Regions from separate parts of the Mus musculus genome. Here region 2 is linked to region 1. The links are chromatin loops, found by intact Hi-C in ENCODE. Cell type or tissue: left cerebral cortex. All regions are shown on one strand.

Region 1 (8,000 bases):
CAAACTGCCTTCCTCTCCCTCCTCATTGTTGATTCTCTCCATGAGTTCTGAGGTTCAAATCCCAGAAGGGGCTCTTCTGCACAGGTCAAATGTATATTCTCTTTCCCTTGCACGTGTCCAGCTTTGAGGAATGTCAAGGTAGCCCCTCCACTTACTTCATCCTTCTTCTCCCCGGCTTTCCCTGCCAAATCAGAAGGTAAAGTGGAAGATCACACCAACATGCCTGTCTCCTGTTGTAATTTCTCCTTTGGACACACACTGCAGCCTCAGTTGCGTGTCTTCACACCCACGGAAGCGGGGCACACAACTTCTACTACAGCCAAAAGGCTTGCCATTCCATAACACATGGGGAAAGATGGTGGTGCTGAGCCTGGCCCCCAAAGGCAGCCCTTCAGACATCCTCGGCTACACAAGCTATTGCTTAAAGAAGAACACGCCCGGCTCCTCCTAGAGTCAACTTTTGTTCTTTCAGATCTCCATCAGAATGACAACTTCTTGCATTACAGCTCCCGGTGACAAAAAAAAAAAAAAAAAAAAAAAAAAAAAGTCTAACCTCACAAAGAGCCTAAAGAAATGTACCCATCCAAATTAGTTCATTTAATTAAAAATTTTTAAAGGAGCAGATCCATCTAAGCTCATCTTGGTGAACCAACAAGTTTATTGGTGTTAATGTACAGGAACCTGGGTAAGGGATTCTTTATGGGAGCATGGATGAACATGGAGGGGCAGCAGCTTCACTGAAAACCCCCGAAGCATGGGTGACAACGCGTGAAACCTGCATCCCTAGCCTCCCACCGTCAGGTAACCTTCCAGCTTTCATACACACACACACACACACACACACACACACACACACACACACACACAACCTGGAAGGAAGGAGGAGGAAGTGGTCTAGCCAATGGCTACTCTCCCCTCTCCTCCTGCCCATGGAGTATTAACATCTCCGTTGCCATTCCACTGATCTCATGAGCCCTGCCTCAGTTTACCCATTTCATTGCCATGACTGTGGGACCAGGTCACCTCAGCCATGTGCTCCATCGCAGTGCATGGTGACATCAGGTCTGGAAGCAATCATGTCCCTACAACTTGCATGCACAGATGGGCCCCCAGCCTGAGGGTTCAGGCAGCAGCCTGTGTGATCGTGCTGCGAGCAGACCCAGCACCTCCAGGGGCCTAAACAGCCAGGGCCTACTGACATGGCACCAAGTGCCATTTGGAGAAAGTGTTTCGCCGGAGTTGTCTATAAGCCTTCTGGAAGATTCCAGTCAGATCAGGAAATTTCAGTGCCTTCAGACTGATGCCAGCAGCTCTGCACGGAGCCTGAGAGACGGGATTCATCTATTTGTGAACGCTGCAATCTGCGTGTTCTCCTGTGGCACTAGGTCTGAGTCTACTGAAAAAGCAAGGGCCCTGGGAGCACCAGTTGGAACCCACTTCCGAGGATCGCGGTTCTGCATGTTCAGACACCGTTGCCCCACTTTAACCTGTTTTTATTTTCCTCTTTATGTATGTGTAGCGTGAGCTATGATAAAAACCTATGATTAAATAAGTCCAAAGCAGTTCTTTGCTGAATATAAAGTGGGGCTTCTGTATGATCAAGAGTCACGTCAGGGTTTTATAGGCGGTGTTTTTTCTTTCTTAGAGGTGCATAAAACAACAGGCCACCTTCCAATCAACAGCATTGAACAAAGTGGCTAAAGAGTAATAGCAATGGGCCCATCAGAGAGGAGTGAGAGATGCCCAGAGCTGGGGGGAGTGGCCACAGAGAGTATCTCAGTGGACACAGTGGACACAGTGGACACAGGAAGGGATCTGTAAACCTCAATGCCTATTCAGAACTTCTCAAACTCCCGGAAGGCTGCTGCAATGAAAGGCTTCTCTTTCCCCTGGTGGGACCCATCTTCCAAACCCTCCGGAAATGTCAGACACGAGAGACCTCCCAGCTCCAATCTCTGCATGACCAGAAGTCACACAAAGGCATCCCTTATCGCCTCACTGCCCGAAAGTCCCGAGCAACACTGCAAGTCACAGAAAAGTAACAAGAGGTTTAAGATCAGGAAAGGAAGAGATAAAGCTGCCAGGACTTGTGGATAACAAGGCACCTGGGTAGGAAATGTAACCGGATCAGCAGACTGCTGGAACGGGCTACAGCTACAAGATAAAGCCACAAAGATCAATAATATTCCTGCACACCGCAGGACCCAGCCAGCAAATAAGGCCTGTTCACGACAACAGCTGAAGCAATTAAGTAGCTGAGAATTAAGCTACCAGAGAATGGCTAGGCCCTGTGAAAGGACTCAGCTGAGCAACTAAAAGGAGAAGGTGCAGTGGTCAGACATGGGGGTGGGGGAGTGGGGGGGGGCTCTGGATAGCACCGCCAACAATTGTCCCCAAATTAGTCTCTCTGTTAATGTCATTCAAATCACAGTTCCTGAAGGCTCTTTTCGGAAACTCGACAACCCTATTCTCAGCCTGCAAGGAAGAATAAAAAGCCCTTGAATGGGGAAGCTGATTGGAAAGAAGGCAGGGGAAGGGCACGCTCTGCCAGGATGGAGACAGGCTGCATAGCCATGGCAACTAAAAATAAAATGACAGAAAGCAGGCAAGGTGCCACCAAGGAGCACACTGACTCTGAACAGGCACATGAGAGCTCATGTAGGTCAGAGGGGACCCTGCACATCAGGGGGGACACAGTCGCCGGGTAAGCAGCTTGTGATGTGGAACAAAATGAAGTTGGATCCCCATGCTATACCATGTTACAAGTTGGCTACGGCTGGATTACAGCTGAGTGAGCTTTAACAAAATGTGAGAGGGCTGGGGTGGGGAACGTGGGGCAGACATGTTCTATTCATGTGATGACAGAGATCGGGGCCTAGCGACCCCCAGTCACCACTCCGCCACAGCAATAGTCAAAGTGAGCAGAACAAAGACACTGCTGGCCCTGGGACTGGGACAGCCAGGAATACAGCCTGAAGATGCTCTGACCCCAGAGACCGGCACCCAGCCTGCTGGAGAACAAGCTGCCAGGAGTCCAGGCATTGGCACCACGTCTGATCCCTTCTCCCAGATTCCCACCATCCCCTGCCAACTAAACCTTGCTACATGTACATGATGGACAGAAGCAGGAGCTAATTGTTAGAAATACTGGTTTTGTAGCCTGAGACGAGGGCCTTCACCAGGAGGTCTTGGCAGGTACCTGAAGGTCAGCTGGAGCCATTAGGGCACTTGGGTGTGGAAAACAGACAGGTTCTGACTAAAGCAGGCGCTGGTTGGGGCCAGAGGCTGCAAAGTCGTGAGAAGGCCAGCAGACTTGTTTTAGCCCAAGCGTTCCCTGGAGACCCCCTCTTCCCCCAAGGCCACCATAACCACCAGCTTCAAACAGGTTCTTTGAGGGGGAGGAGAAGCAATCTCGTTCATATAAATGTTTAACTAGGAATTAATATTTATGAGGCTCTTGAATGACGGGCTGTGGGTTTAATAAATATTAACACAGACTGGGTTTCCCTTCCCTTCCCCCTCACTTAGTGTTGATGCCTCGGTTTGTGTACCATGCATTATTCAGCCGTCCCTGAGATGGGTCCCACTCCTTGCTCCCTGGCTCCTGAGGGGAGGCCTACAGGCTTCGGGGAGAGAAGTCACCAGACTGGGGAAGTCTTCGTGTCGCCCTGTCCCCATTCGGCTCACCCTTGCCCTTTGGCCCTTATTCTAGCATAACACAGCCATTTCCACGACCGGAGGTGTCGCAGGGTCCAGCCAGTCTCAGTCACCCATTCTCCACGCCCTCAGTCCCAGGAAGACTTCCCGGGTCTGCTGGGCCTTCTGGAGCCACAGCCTGGCTTCAGAAACGGAATCCCTGAATCACTGAAAGGGCCGAGCCAGCCATGAGCACTGGTGGAGCTCGAGCGCCCCCTTGTGGCTAGTGTGCTCCCAGGTAGAAAGATGTCGGTTAGGAGACCAGGCCCGGGTTTGCAAATCTCTGCATTAGGTTCACAAATATTCACTACCCTGGCCTGGTTTCCCTCCTGGTCTGGGTTACATGAATTGGTCAGCTGAGTTGGGAACAGAGCCCAACATTCTGCCCTCTGCAGTTCCAGTTATATCTGCCAGTTTAGATGCTGTCACATCAGTGGGGCTGTTCCATTCATGAGATGACATGTGTTGGCCTTGTCTTTCCTGTTCCTTGCGAACCAAAGATGGCCTCAGCCAACCAGATCTGATCTCCCATGAAACCCTTTGAACCACCCTTCAGTAGTGTCATTTCTGAGGTGCCCTCCTCATTCCGGATGACTGTGGTCCACCAGGCCAGGTGGTGCAGCAGGTTCAATGGACTCAGGTTGACCATAGGGACAGGCACCTCCAGCCTTAGTCTCCATGGGCCCCAGGGTCCCTCACCTCATGTAAAGCAACCCACCTCACAGGCTCTTCTGCGTCCCTGTTGGTCTCCAAAAGGGGTCAGGACTAGATCAGCTTCCTACTGAACTAGCTACCACCAGCTAACGTGACCCCTCACCCTACCCCTGTCTGCTTCCAGTGACATTCTTCACAAAAATCCCGCCAGTGGAATTCCAGGCAGTTCAAGCCCCAGGGAGCCCAGTGGAGCCCTGCATTGGCCTAGGCAGTTTCTGGAGAAGTAATAGAGCCGGCAGTGAGACTAGCCACAGAGCTGGTAGTAGTTTCTGGGAAAGAAGGGGACCTAGGCTTCAACTGTCCTGAGAACGGCTTTGTGAACCAGACATCAGATCCAGCGCACTCATTCGTTTAAAATGTCAGCCCTGAGCTGGGCGTAACTATCCCTCCGTGGGTGTGGATGGGGCTACGTGTGGGTGGGGCCAAGGGGTGGGTGGGGGCATGGATGTGGGTGGGACTATGTGGGGGGACCATGTAGTAGGTGGGGTCATGGGTGTGGGTGGGGCCATGGGTGGGTGGGGCCATGAACTTCAGTCCTCAAGGGGACAGAAAGCAACACTAATGGGTAGGGCTTGGTGAACATTCCAGAAAACGACATCCTAATTGGATGATGGCCTGGTGGCAGGTCACCCATACAGAATTCCAATGTCAAAGGCAAAGACCAAAGGATAAGTACTTCGAACTGAGGCCGGAAAGGGCCAGACTAGGATGGCCTTGTGCTCTGGGCTAGACCAGGAAGACCTTGTTCTAGAGGCCTGTGGAGCAAGGAAGAGACCTGATCCCCATAGGAAGGGAGGCTCCGGTACTGATTTCTGACAGTGGCTAGTTTTCCTGTTTAATGGTGTCTTGTTACTTACTAAGCTGAAGACAGTCTCTCACCTTTGTGGGAAATCGACAACAGTTCTGGGTGCAGGAGGCTCGTGCATAGGGGAAGGCCCCTCACTTTATTTATCTGCTCCCAGCCCCTGGGAAGGTTCCAGTCCCCACCCCATGACAGATAGGGTGGAAAGGGTGCAGTGTGGGACCCCTTCACCTTCCCTCCAGTGGCTCTTGATGTCTGTAGGGAAGATTGACCGACAGTGCAGCCAGGGCCCCAGACAAGGTGTTCTGCCAGACGCGAAGGAATATTGCTGTCTACTTAATATGGATATCGAACAAGGTGAGATTTTTGGTTGGGGTAGGGAGGTAGCGATGGAACGTAAAATATCTTCTATTCCTTTAGAAGTGCCCTGTTGTGTGGGCTTCAGATACCTGTGCCCTTCTCATTCAGCAATAAGGCCTCACAGACAGACACACAGACACAGACACAGACATTGTGATGCACACAACCACCTGCCCTGCCCCCACCCCTAGAGAAGGAGGGTGTGCTGAGAGGAAGGCAGCTCAGAGCACAAAATAACCGGAGTCTTTTGCTCTAGAGTATGTAGCAGCCGGGGTCAGAGCAGGGGTCAAGTCGTGTTCTCTGGGGAAACAGAAACAATCAGATCCACAGTGTCTGAGCCGGGAGAGCCAACACTGTTGGCCCAAGCTGAAGACAGGGAGAACAAAGTCCCAGCTCCAACAGGCAAGTGGGTGGCTGTCCCTCCTCTGAGCCTTTGTAGCTCAGTCTGGCTTTCAGATGACTCGGTGCAGCCCCCGTGGAGAGGAACATGGTTTGCTCTGCTCTCTTTAAATAGCAAGTAGCACCTGATCTGTGGGACGCCTCAAGGCCAGCCCAAAGCAGGCGACTCCCAGGGTGCCCATGACCACCCAGCATTGGCTCGTGGGAGCAGCAGCCAACTATGGAGTCGCATCAAAAGCCTCAGGCCTCCTAGGATTGGGGGTGGAGCCCAGGAAGTTCTGATGAGTACTGAGGAGGCCTGAGCCTCTGGGGGGTTCAGGGGACAGCTGGCCTTGGAGCAGAAGAGTGGTGCGGGCCCCAGGGTGACCTCATGTGGATGTTGCTGGCCTTGTTGCTTTCTGTTTTTCAAATTTCGTTTCACTGGCTTAAGAAGCCAGGCAGTTGCTTTTGCTGTCCAAAATCCTTAAGGAGCAAAACTCCACACAATCTTGGAGGAAATTGAATTCAGAAATTAGATGCAAGGCTTAGCAGAGACCTCGGCCGAGCCCCCGACAGGGTGAGACAGACACATCCACTGAGACCACATCACAGTTATTAACCTTTTGCTCCAGAGCATATGGAGAAAAGCTGCTAGACACACGGGGAGAAATTCTCTAAACCACAGTCACAGTGGGAGACTTCAACATACCTCATCAGTAATTGCCAGATCAAAACCATGAGTAAAGGAAAGGGGAATTAATAGAACAATTAGCCACATAAATTAACAGATATGCAGGCCTTGAAGAAAGCAGCGTCCCTTTCAAAGACTAAACAAACACACAAAAGAGCATCACCGGAACCTTGAGTAAATCTGAGCAGATTCTTAGAAGGGGAGGTGGCCCATGCTACAATGGTACTCTGAGCATGGTACAATAAATCCGGGAATACCCACAGACGTGTGTGTGTGCATGTATGTGCAAGTGTGTGAATGCACGTGTGTGAGTGCATGTGCGTGTGAGTACATGAGCGTGAATATATGTGCATGTGTGTGCATATGCATGTGCAGTTGCATGCATGTATATATGTGTGCATGTGTGTATGTATTCGTGTGTGTATGTGTGCATGTATATGAATGCATGTGTGGGTGTGGATGTGTGTGGGTGCAGCTGTGAGAGTATGTGGGTACGTGTGTGTGTGTGCGTGTGTGTGAGTGCATGTGTGCATATGTGTGGGTTATGTGGGTACATGTGTGTATGTGTGTGTGTACATGTTTGAGTGCATGTGTGTATATGGGGGGTGAGTGTGTGTGTGTATATATTTTTGTGTGTGTGTGTTCATGGGTATATACATGTGCGTGTATGTGTGCATGTGTGTGAGTGAATGTGCATGAATGTGTGCATGTACATGTGTGTGTATGTATGTATGTATGTATGTGTTATGTGTACATGTATATGTGTATTTGTGCATGTGTGTGTTCAAAAGGGTGGCAGCCAGAAAACAACCTTGGTGTCATTTCTCAGGATCTGTCCATCTTTTTCAGAAAGTCTCTCATTGGCTCCACTGTTTTTATGCCTGTGGAGAGGCAGAACATAAAGGGAAGGGTAAGCCTCAGGGATACCACAACTCTGCCTCCCTAGCACTGGATTACAAGCTCACAGAACCACGTCCAGCTCTCACCAGTTGGTGAAATAATAACCACTTGACCAATGGAGCTTTCTCCTCAGTCCCAATATGCTTTGTAAAGCCGTGGCCTCCGTCACACACCCTCCCCAGGGCTCAGGTAACATCCCAGAAGAAAAGAAGAACAGACTGTAAGAGCCAGGTGTTTGGAGACTGCGGAGAAACTGTCTTCTGGACATGACGGGGAGGCTGCACTCAGGAACCCGCCCGCAGCAGTGGTTGCCAGACATGACCTGCATTAAGTCAAGCAGCCAAAGCCTCAGTCCTCCCCCGTCCCTGAGGAGGGCAGGAGCATCCATGAGTCCTCCCCTGTCCCTGAGGAGGGCAGGAGCATCCATGAGTCCTCCCCCATCACTGAGGAGGGCAGGAG
Region 2 (8,000 bases), 430 kb before region 1:
CGCTGTTTCTGTGACATTTTTTCTTTTCTCGGATCTTGTCATATGGTAACAAGTTTGTAGTTTCTTTCCAGAAAGAAAGCATAGGAGAGTTTAGATTTCTCCTGGCTAGTTTTAATACTTGTCAGGTGCCCCCCTTCAAGATGGGGCTCCCAATGTCTGTACCCCCTCAGTCCAGCTGATGATACCCTCAGGCGCCACTGCCCACGGTCAGAGTTAATAATCCAGCTGTAGACAGAAGACCTTTGCCTCAGGCAAACACATCCACAGGTCTCTCACCTCCGCTTCCCCTTCCCTGCCGCCCCTGGAGTATCTAGTGCCATCTTCTGTCAAGGGAACTCACAGGAGAGTGGAGGTCTCAGTGTCCTGGGGTTGGCAGCCACTCAGCATTGAAAGCCTCAGGGCCCGCCCCACTTTCTGGAGGCAAAGTTTAAAGTCTCAAGGCCTTAACAGCTGAGCGGTCTTCCTGGTGACTGCCAGGGTCCTGGTTTGAGGCCACATTCCTCCTGTCTACGAGGAGACAGCACACCTCTGTTCTGTGTGCTGCTTTGCCAAATGGTCTCCGATGTGTCGCTCCCCTGCCTGCCTTTTCTTACAAGGGCACACAGGTGAAAACCCAGCATCTTCTCTTCCTCCCCGGTGTACTTTACACAATCACACCTGCAAAAACTTTGTCACAAAAGGCAAATGCCGCAGGTTCTTAGACAAGGATGTTGGGTACCTTGGGTAGCTACTGCACGTGGAGGCAAGCAGGCTGATGTCCTGGTCACACCTAGGGTGTCTCTGGAGGCCCATGGAGCTGACTAAACATACAGGGTTCATCTGTTTTCTGAGCCCAGTCCTCAAAACATTTCCATAAGTGACAGGGACCACAGATTGCACCCTGAGAAGTTTTAGGGACACCATGCCAGGCTGGAGGTGTGTTGGAGATTAGGGGGTACCTAGTGAAGCTGGGGGCATGGCAGTGGTGTGGTGGGGAACAGCTTTGTCAGCTCCAGATTCTGCAGGCTCCTGACCTGCACCTGGGGGGCGGGGCATAGAGCACATCTGATCTGTGTTTTACTTATGACAGTGTTCTCAGGAATGAGAGCTAGTCTGCAACAGTGAGAGGCTGGCAAGCAGCCGCGGAGTAGCAGCTGAGGAGGGAAGATGGGAGAGATGTTACTACAAGAGGAGGGGCCGGCAGGGTACCTGGGGCTGGCTGGAGTGCTCAAGTGTCCTTCTAGTCAGCCCCAGAAATAGGATGTCGCCAAGAGCACCCTTGGGAAGGAGGTAGGCTGGATGCTTCCATGGCTACTGGTGTCAGGCTGAGGCAGGCATCAGACTAGGTTGAGGCTGGTACTCCTCTGGGGCCCACAGGTCTGCAGGCTGCTTAAGGGGATGCTGAGGGCTGGGCCCTCCCCTCCCTCACCTTGGTGCCCCTCAGCACCAGCTGTACCTTCTGGGGTGATTTACTGGCAGCTTGGTTTAGGTGTGGTGTGGAGTGGGAGGGAAAGCCTGCTAGGCCAGAGGTGGGCTCCTCAATGGTCCCCAGAATTGTTCGTATCCTCACAGTAAGTACAGGGCCTCCGGGCAAAGGGATTCTGCAGCTATGACCAGAGGAGGGGCAGAGGGGGCTTGGTATTGAAGAGGGGGCACGGGATGATAGTTGGGAATGAGTTCAGTGGATAAAAGTCCCTCGGCCTGCAGCAGGTGAGAGTGATTCCCATAGTCAGGGCTTGGCTGCAGATCCCCCGGTAGCAGGCACAGCGTGCCCGTCCAGTGCTGAGAAATGACCAGGCTGTTGAAGGACTAGTGTCTTGGTGATGATCATGCAGCAACAGAAAAGGGTCCAGCCAGCAGAGGTTGTGCTGTGACAGGTGACACCCACGGCTGGCACGCACCACCGCCTCCTCCTGGGGTCTCATGTGCTTTTACTGCTGTGCTCAGGGCCCAGGCATGTGGGGAGGCCCTCACACAGGGATTGGTACAGTGACTGTGTCTGAGGAGGTTACCCAATCTGCCCAAGGTCACAGGGCTAGCATAGAGCAACGGCTGGGACTTCAGCCTTGTTTTCTGCGAGCCTCTGCCAGACAGTAGGACCCATTGGGGTGTCTTGGGAGCAGGGCTCACAGTGTTCCCTGATATCCAGGTGCCTCAGATACTAATGCTGCAGGGTGGGTTGGGGCACTTGTGTGTTTGGCCTTTGTTTGGGGACAGTCCATACTCTGTGGGGTGGGGTGGGGTGGACGGGACACATGCACGGGTTGAGGTAGGACTGTGAGTGCACATAACAGCCATTGGGTCAAAGCCCAGAGAGGACCCGGCCCCACTGCCCCTCTTGGCAGGGTGTACAGACATATTTGATACAAGCAGAGGCAGGACAGGGCGGACACTGGTGCTGGAGCTTCTGGGATCATCTGGGTTTAAGATTAGGACTCTCTGAGGAGTCAGCTCTAGAGAAGAATGCCAAAGCTTCCAGATGAAACTCTTACCTAAGCTACCTGGGGTCTCAGGGGCCGCTGTGGCCCAGCCCTTCCAGCCTGTGAGAGTCTTGTCTGGTCCAGCGAAGCCTGGCCCCTGCCCTAGTCCAGAGCCTGACACCTAGGAGGAGGGATGGGTGTTTGACTGCAAGCGTTTGCCATGGCCCTGATCTGACGCCCATGCCCCACTTGGACTCTGCCTGCAGTGTTGGTACCTGGCAGAGGCCTGGCTGCCGTCCTGAAGACACTTCACATGTTCCACGATGAAGAGTATGCACAGGCCCACAGCCTGCCCGAGGATACGCTGGTGCTGCCGTGAGTGAACCTTCTTCCAGGCTCCGTGGCAGGGATGATGTGCGGCTGGCCTAGGGTTGATAGCATGGGCAGGTCCTGAGGACATAGCCTCTGGTGTCCTGGACCCTCCATGTGAGCCATTTGCATGAGGCACATCTGAAACCTTGAGTTCATGGGCTTTGGCCTTGGCCTTCTACCAGAGGTGGACCTGTGCCCTCTGGTGAGCCTGGGACTCAGCTTACTGCCCTAGCTACCTTATACCCTTCATAGCCAAGTGAGGTGGATTTCTGCTCCACATGAGCTGGGCTTGACCTCTCTCTGAGCTAGGGTAGGGACACTGCTTAAGGTTAGCCTGTCTACCTCTTGGAGATGCAGTCTGTCCCTGGAACTTAAGGTGGAAGGTAGGCTGGGCTTGTACTCATGATGTGAGGCCAGTGAGGGGGAATCTATTTACAGTAATCACACAGCCCCCTTCCACACTGAGCCCCTGCCAGGCACCAGCCCCTTCCACACCCCACATCCCAGGGTGCCACAGTCCCGCCTACACCACACCCCTGCCCAGGATGCAGCAGCCCTGCCCACACCCCAGCCCCTCCCAGGATGCCACAGCCCCGCCCCACATCCTAGTTGGAGATCGCCGTGGAGGTGGGGCTTTGGATCAGGAGAAAGGCAGAATGGGAGACAGGTTCTGCCTCCTGCAGCCCGGCCAGCCCTGACCAGAGGATCATCTACACGGTGCTGGAGTGCCAGCCACTCTTCGACTCCAGTGACATGACCATCACTGAGTGGGTTCAGATTGCCCAAACCATAGAGGTAGAGGGTGGGAGTGTGGGCAGGGCAGAGTGTGGAATTGGAAGGGACATGGGCGGGGCTATGGGATGTGGGTGGGGCCAGAAAGCAGGGTTGGGCTGGAAGTGGGTATGCTGGGGGAGGTTATGGTGTGGGAGGGGTTAAATGTGGGCGGGACTGGAGGGCATGGCAGGCCTCCTGCAGAACACTGGGCAAGTGAGTAACTATGGGCTCCTGATAGAGTTTGTGTCTGCCTGAGACGTGGCAGTAACCTGCGTGGCTGTTAACAAGCAGCGGGAAAGGGCTGGGTCCTGGGCCACGCACTGCACAGTCTGATCCCCTTTCTGTCATAGAGCAGAGGCTGGTTGCTCATACAGTTCACTTGTTCCAGTTAGTGCTGTGGTGGGATATGTGGAGGCTGAGTAGCTTTGTGGACCTGACCCCCGTGTCCCCCAATCTCAACCTTAGAGTTGCCTCTCTGGATTTAGCACCAAACCCACTGGTAGTTGTAGCATCGAGGGCAGCTGCTTTACCCTGGATCTAACCCTCCCTTCAGCTTTTCTCTTCTCCATGATCCTAGACCTAACTCTCAGGTGCAGTCGTAACTATGCTTGCTTGTCTCCCTTAAGAAGCCCCAGCTGTCCTGAGTAGGGTAAAATGGGCTCCACGTTTCCCAGGGCAGTCTTCTTCACTTGTGACTGATAGAGTCTCCAGGCTAGGTCCAGTTGGTACTACCCTGTCATGAAGCAGAACTACACCTCAGTCTCACGAAGGTTTACTGGGCACTGACCCAACCAACTGCCTGGTGCTCTTCATAGTGGGAGGCGAAGCAGCTGTACCGCATACGGCCAGCAGAGGGCACACTGCTCCATGGGACTGCCTAGCTCCTCTGGTCTTTCAATGGGTCAAGAGGTTCCTTCGGAGCATGGAGCCTCTTAGCCCTCAGAACTATTGTCTTGGCAGCCACACCTCTGGCCAGCATGCCACCAGGAAGTGATGGTTAGAGAGTGTCCACCATGGACAGTTTGCTCCTGGGAGGCGCCAGCTGAAAATCTGGGGAGCTAGAGTCCTTGGGGCTCACACCCTCTCCTTCTTTGAAGTAAGCTACAGAGTGGGACTCCAGGCAGAGACTCCAGAGAGGGCCTGTGAGGTTGGGGGGATAAAAGATTGCCACACCAGCCCCCCTACCGGCATCCCAGGCTTTTCCTCTTTCTCATGGCCTGTGAGGAGACGCCTGCCTGTCGCCATGTTCCCGGGAAAAGGGCTGAGGTGAAGAGACCTGTCCTGTCCTGAGCTCATTCCTTCCAACAGAGACACTACGCACAGTACCAGGGCTTTGTTGTCATCCATGGCACAGACACCATGGCCTTTGCTGCCTCAGTGCTCTCTTTCATGCTGGAAAATCTGCAGAAACCAGTCGTCCTCACGGGTGCCCAGGTAACATGTCCTCAGAGTCAGAGACCTCCAGGGGCCTCAGAGCCAGGCCGTGGCCAACCCTGGGCTTCCTGCTTAGCTGCTTTTCCTGGCACCATCCCTGCTGTATCCTGCTGGCTAGAGTGTGTAGACATGTTAGCTGGTGGCCCTGCCTGGCCACTGCACTCTTGCTAAACTGCCTGGATGAGCTACCAATTCCTGAAGCGAGGGACTCACAGACTCCTGGAGGTCTTTTCCATTAAGGTCCCTAGAGTACTCAGAGCCTAGCCCCTTCCAGCTCTACCATGCAGGGCTTTTATCCCTCTTCTTTCTACTGGGCTTCATGTCTGCTGCTCAGTGCCACCACGCAAGACTCATCACGGTGGCTGCACGTAGAGCAGTTCCTCAGGAGACTCCCCCACACCCTATCTTGTTCCTCTTCTTTCTGGTGCTATCCCTAGCAACCCTTACATATGACATCCCCTCTCCTGGCCCTAACCTAGGACACCTTCGCCCCAACCATAAGTCCTCCCAAGCTCACGCACCCTAGGAGGAGCCTCCCTTCGGGGACGCTGCACTGTGTGCTCCCAGCTGAGCATCCTCCAGCCGGACGATCTTACAGACCTTGGCCTCTCCATTCCATACCCCACAGCAGTCCCGAGCACTTGTGTCCTCAGGCACTGCTCAGCCACTCCAGACCCTGTCTGTGGTATACCTAGGCAGTAGAGAGACAAGCCAGCCTGCTCTGCAGGCCTCAGGAAGAACTTCCCACCCTGGCCCCCCTGTCTGCCCCATAACTCTTGGAGTATAGTGAGGGATTTGGCAGCTTTGTGGGCTGGGGGCCAAAACTGGACCTGAGTGTCTACTGGTTACTTCTGTGGCAACCAGATGGACAGGTTAAGGAGCCCAGTGCGACTTGGTCAGAAAGAATGTCAATGGTTGGCAGCCTTGGGAGTGGACTAAGTGTCTCCAGACCCTATTTCCCAGCCCAAGCCGTCCTGCTGGATCTGAGAGGTTTGCCTAGAATGGGGATCTGGGTATGTCCTGACTCTCAGGCCTCAGCCACCTCTCTGCCCTCTCTCCAGGTACCTATCCACGCACTGTGGAGTGACGGCCGTGAGAACCTGCTGGGGGCTCTGCTCATGGCTGGCCAATACGTCATCCCTGAGGTATCTGGCCTGGCTGCATGTGTGGCCTGGGTGGAGGATGGAGGAGTGAATGCCAGAGATGTGGTCATGGCACACATGGGACCCACAGGAGGTTGGAGCATCTGTCCCTATCCTCCCAAATATCACAACTGTGACAAAGCTGAGGAAGGAAAGCCCCGCCCCCTCCACCCCGGCACCCCTGCCAGCAGCCAGGTTTTACGTTGTAGATATTCTACACTGTGTTATGTACATACGCATAGTCCATGAAAATGGACTGTGTCCACCTTAGGCTTGGAGTCCGTTGTGTCCTTCTTCATGGGCTCCTTGTCTCACCTGGCAGAACAGGAAGATGACACCGGCCTGTCTCTCACAGGCCAGGCTGGGAGTCGCTTTGTCTTTAGCTGTTCCCTGGAGATTGGCGAGTCAGGGTTGGGAATTATGAAAGAGGAGCAGGCAGGTCAAGGGTATCCCCCCAACCCCGTTCACTTTAGAAGAGTCTCGGGAGCCCCTGGCTCCTTGTACCAGTAGTACACGCACCAGTGGAGAGGTGCTGGCCGAGCAGCCAGCCTGTGCCTCCTGCAGTCATTTGTGTGTTCAATGCCAGGCTCCCGGGGCCCCAGGGGACTTGGGTCTTCACTTGGTGGTGTTGGCAGGAAGGTGACCTGGGAAGGTGACTGTCAAGGTTTGGTATGTGGATGCTACTGGGCTGGGGAGTGATGGAGGATGTCATGGGCGCTCGCTCTGAGCTGCTTGCTGTCTTGTCCTCCACAGGTCTGCCTGTTCTTCCAGAATCAGCTCTTCCGGGGCAATCGGACAACCAAGGTGGACGCTCGGAGGTTTGCCGCCTTCTGCTCCCCTAACCTGCCCCCTCTAGCCACTGTGGGCGCGGATGTCACAAGTAAGGGGATCTGAGAGCACAGTGGGGGGCGGGGAAAGGGGGTCCTGGGGATGTGTGGAGGTGGGAGACTTGTGTGCTGAGCATAAGCTCAGAGCTTGGGAGTCTGGCTCCCATGACCCTCAGCTAAAAAGTTCCTGTCGGTGACAGCCTGTGGCTCTGCTGTATACATTGGTTCTTCTGTAGTGTAACATGGCTCTTAGGCATCCCAGAGGGTCCTGGTCCTGGAGCTTCCATAAGGGATTAGACACTCCTTACCCTAAGTGCAGAGTGGCCTCTGATGCTGGCCAGACCTTGACTCCCATGGCCCCCAGTTTCCCATCTTCGATCTCTATTCTCCTCTGTCTCTCTCAACTCAGAGCAAGTGTCTCCTGGTCCTTCCCTGGCCTGTCCTAACCAGGTACAGAGGAGACTCGAACAGCATCTCATCCTAGGGCAAGTGGCCCTCCTGCCCACTGGTCCCAGGTTCTTGAACACAGCCCCGGGGCCTGCCTATAACTGAGATGCAGGCCCAGGCTCTGGTCTCTGACCTGTTGTCTTTGGAACTCCATTAGGGGTCTTGCACCTCGTAGGACTGGGCTTCATTGTGCATGCTCAGGTCAAGCTGCTAGCCTAAGCCAAAGCAGCAATTCTTGTCTGGCGGGATGATTGGCAGCGTCCCATCTCTCTGGGAGGGTGGAGGCAGCCCTCACCCACACTGTGCGTCTGCCTGGGCACAGCAAGTCCTGTGGGTGAGACATGGCATTGCTGGGACCTGCAGGTTCTTGATATACTTCCTAGGCAGCAGAAGCTGTTCCAGGCTCAGGAGAACCTCCAGAGAGGGCAGGGCTACTTCCTCAAAACCTTCCCTTCCCCCTACCCTCTAGCCAGGGAAAAACCTCAAGCCTGAACACCAGGGTCTCTGGAGTGGCAGAGGTCCACTTGTTATTGGGGTCCTTCTTGGAAGAGCCTGCATTAGATGGTAACTTATGGTGGTCTAGCTATTAGCCCATGCTGGGTGGT

Evidence for each region. A loop is a pair of places that touch in the nucleus more often than their neighbours do. Peaks named below come from ENCODE experiments on the same cell type or tissue, not always from the same donor. Only the 100,000 strongest peaks of a DNase experiment are listed, where the experiment ranks them.
Region 2: it touches region 1 in a loop (6-fold over the local background); 16 of 42 quality-filtered maps call a loop at or near these places.

What each region holds. Positions count from the first base shown.
Region 1 is chr12:112,539,233-112,547,232 of GRCm38, forward strand. No RefSeq gene overlaps it. Among named protein-coding and RNA genes, the nearest start is that of Gm40584, 7.6 kb to the left of the region's middle. In left cerebral cortex, CTCF peaks have their summits at 3,917 (motif pointing left) and 4,118 (motif pointing left); DNase peaks (open chromatin) are centred at 1,929, 2,575, 3,903, 4,348 and 1 more place; H3K27ac peaks cover 432 bases.
Region 2 is chr12:112,109,527-112,117,526 of GRCm38, forward strand. It overlaps Aspg (asparaginase), which reads left to right. Exons shown (of 15, transcript NM_001081169.1): 2 at 2,666-2,774; 3 at 3,455-3,566; 4 at 4,854-4,979; 5 at 6,041-6,124; 6 at 6,875-7,001. Among named protein-coding and RNA genes, the nearest start is that of Mir3073b, 4.2 kb to the left of the region's middle. In left cerebral cortex, a CTCF peak has its summit at 4,381 (motif pointing right); DNase peaks (open chromatin) are centred at 4,386, 6,291 and 7,685; H3K27ac peaks cover 291 bases.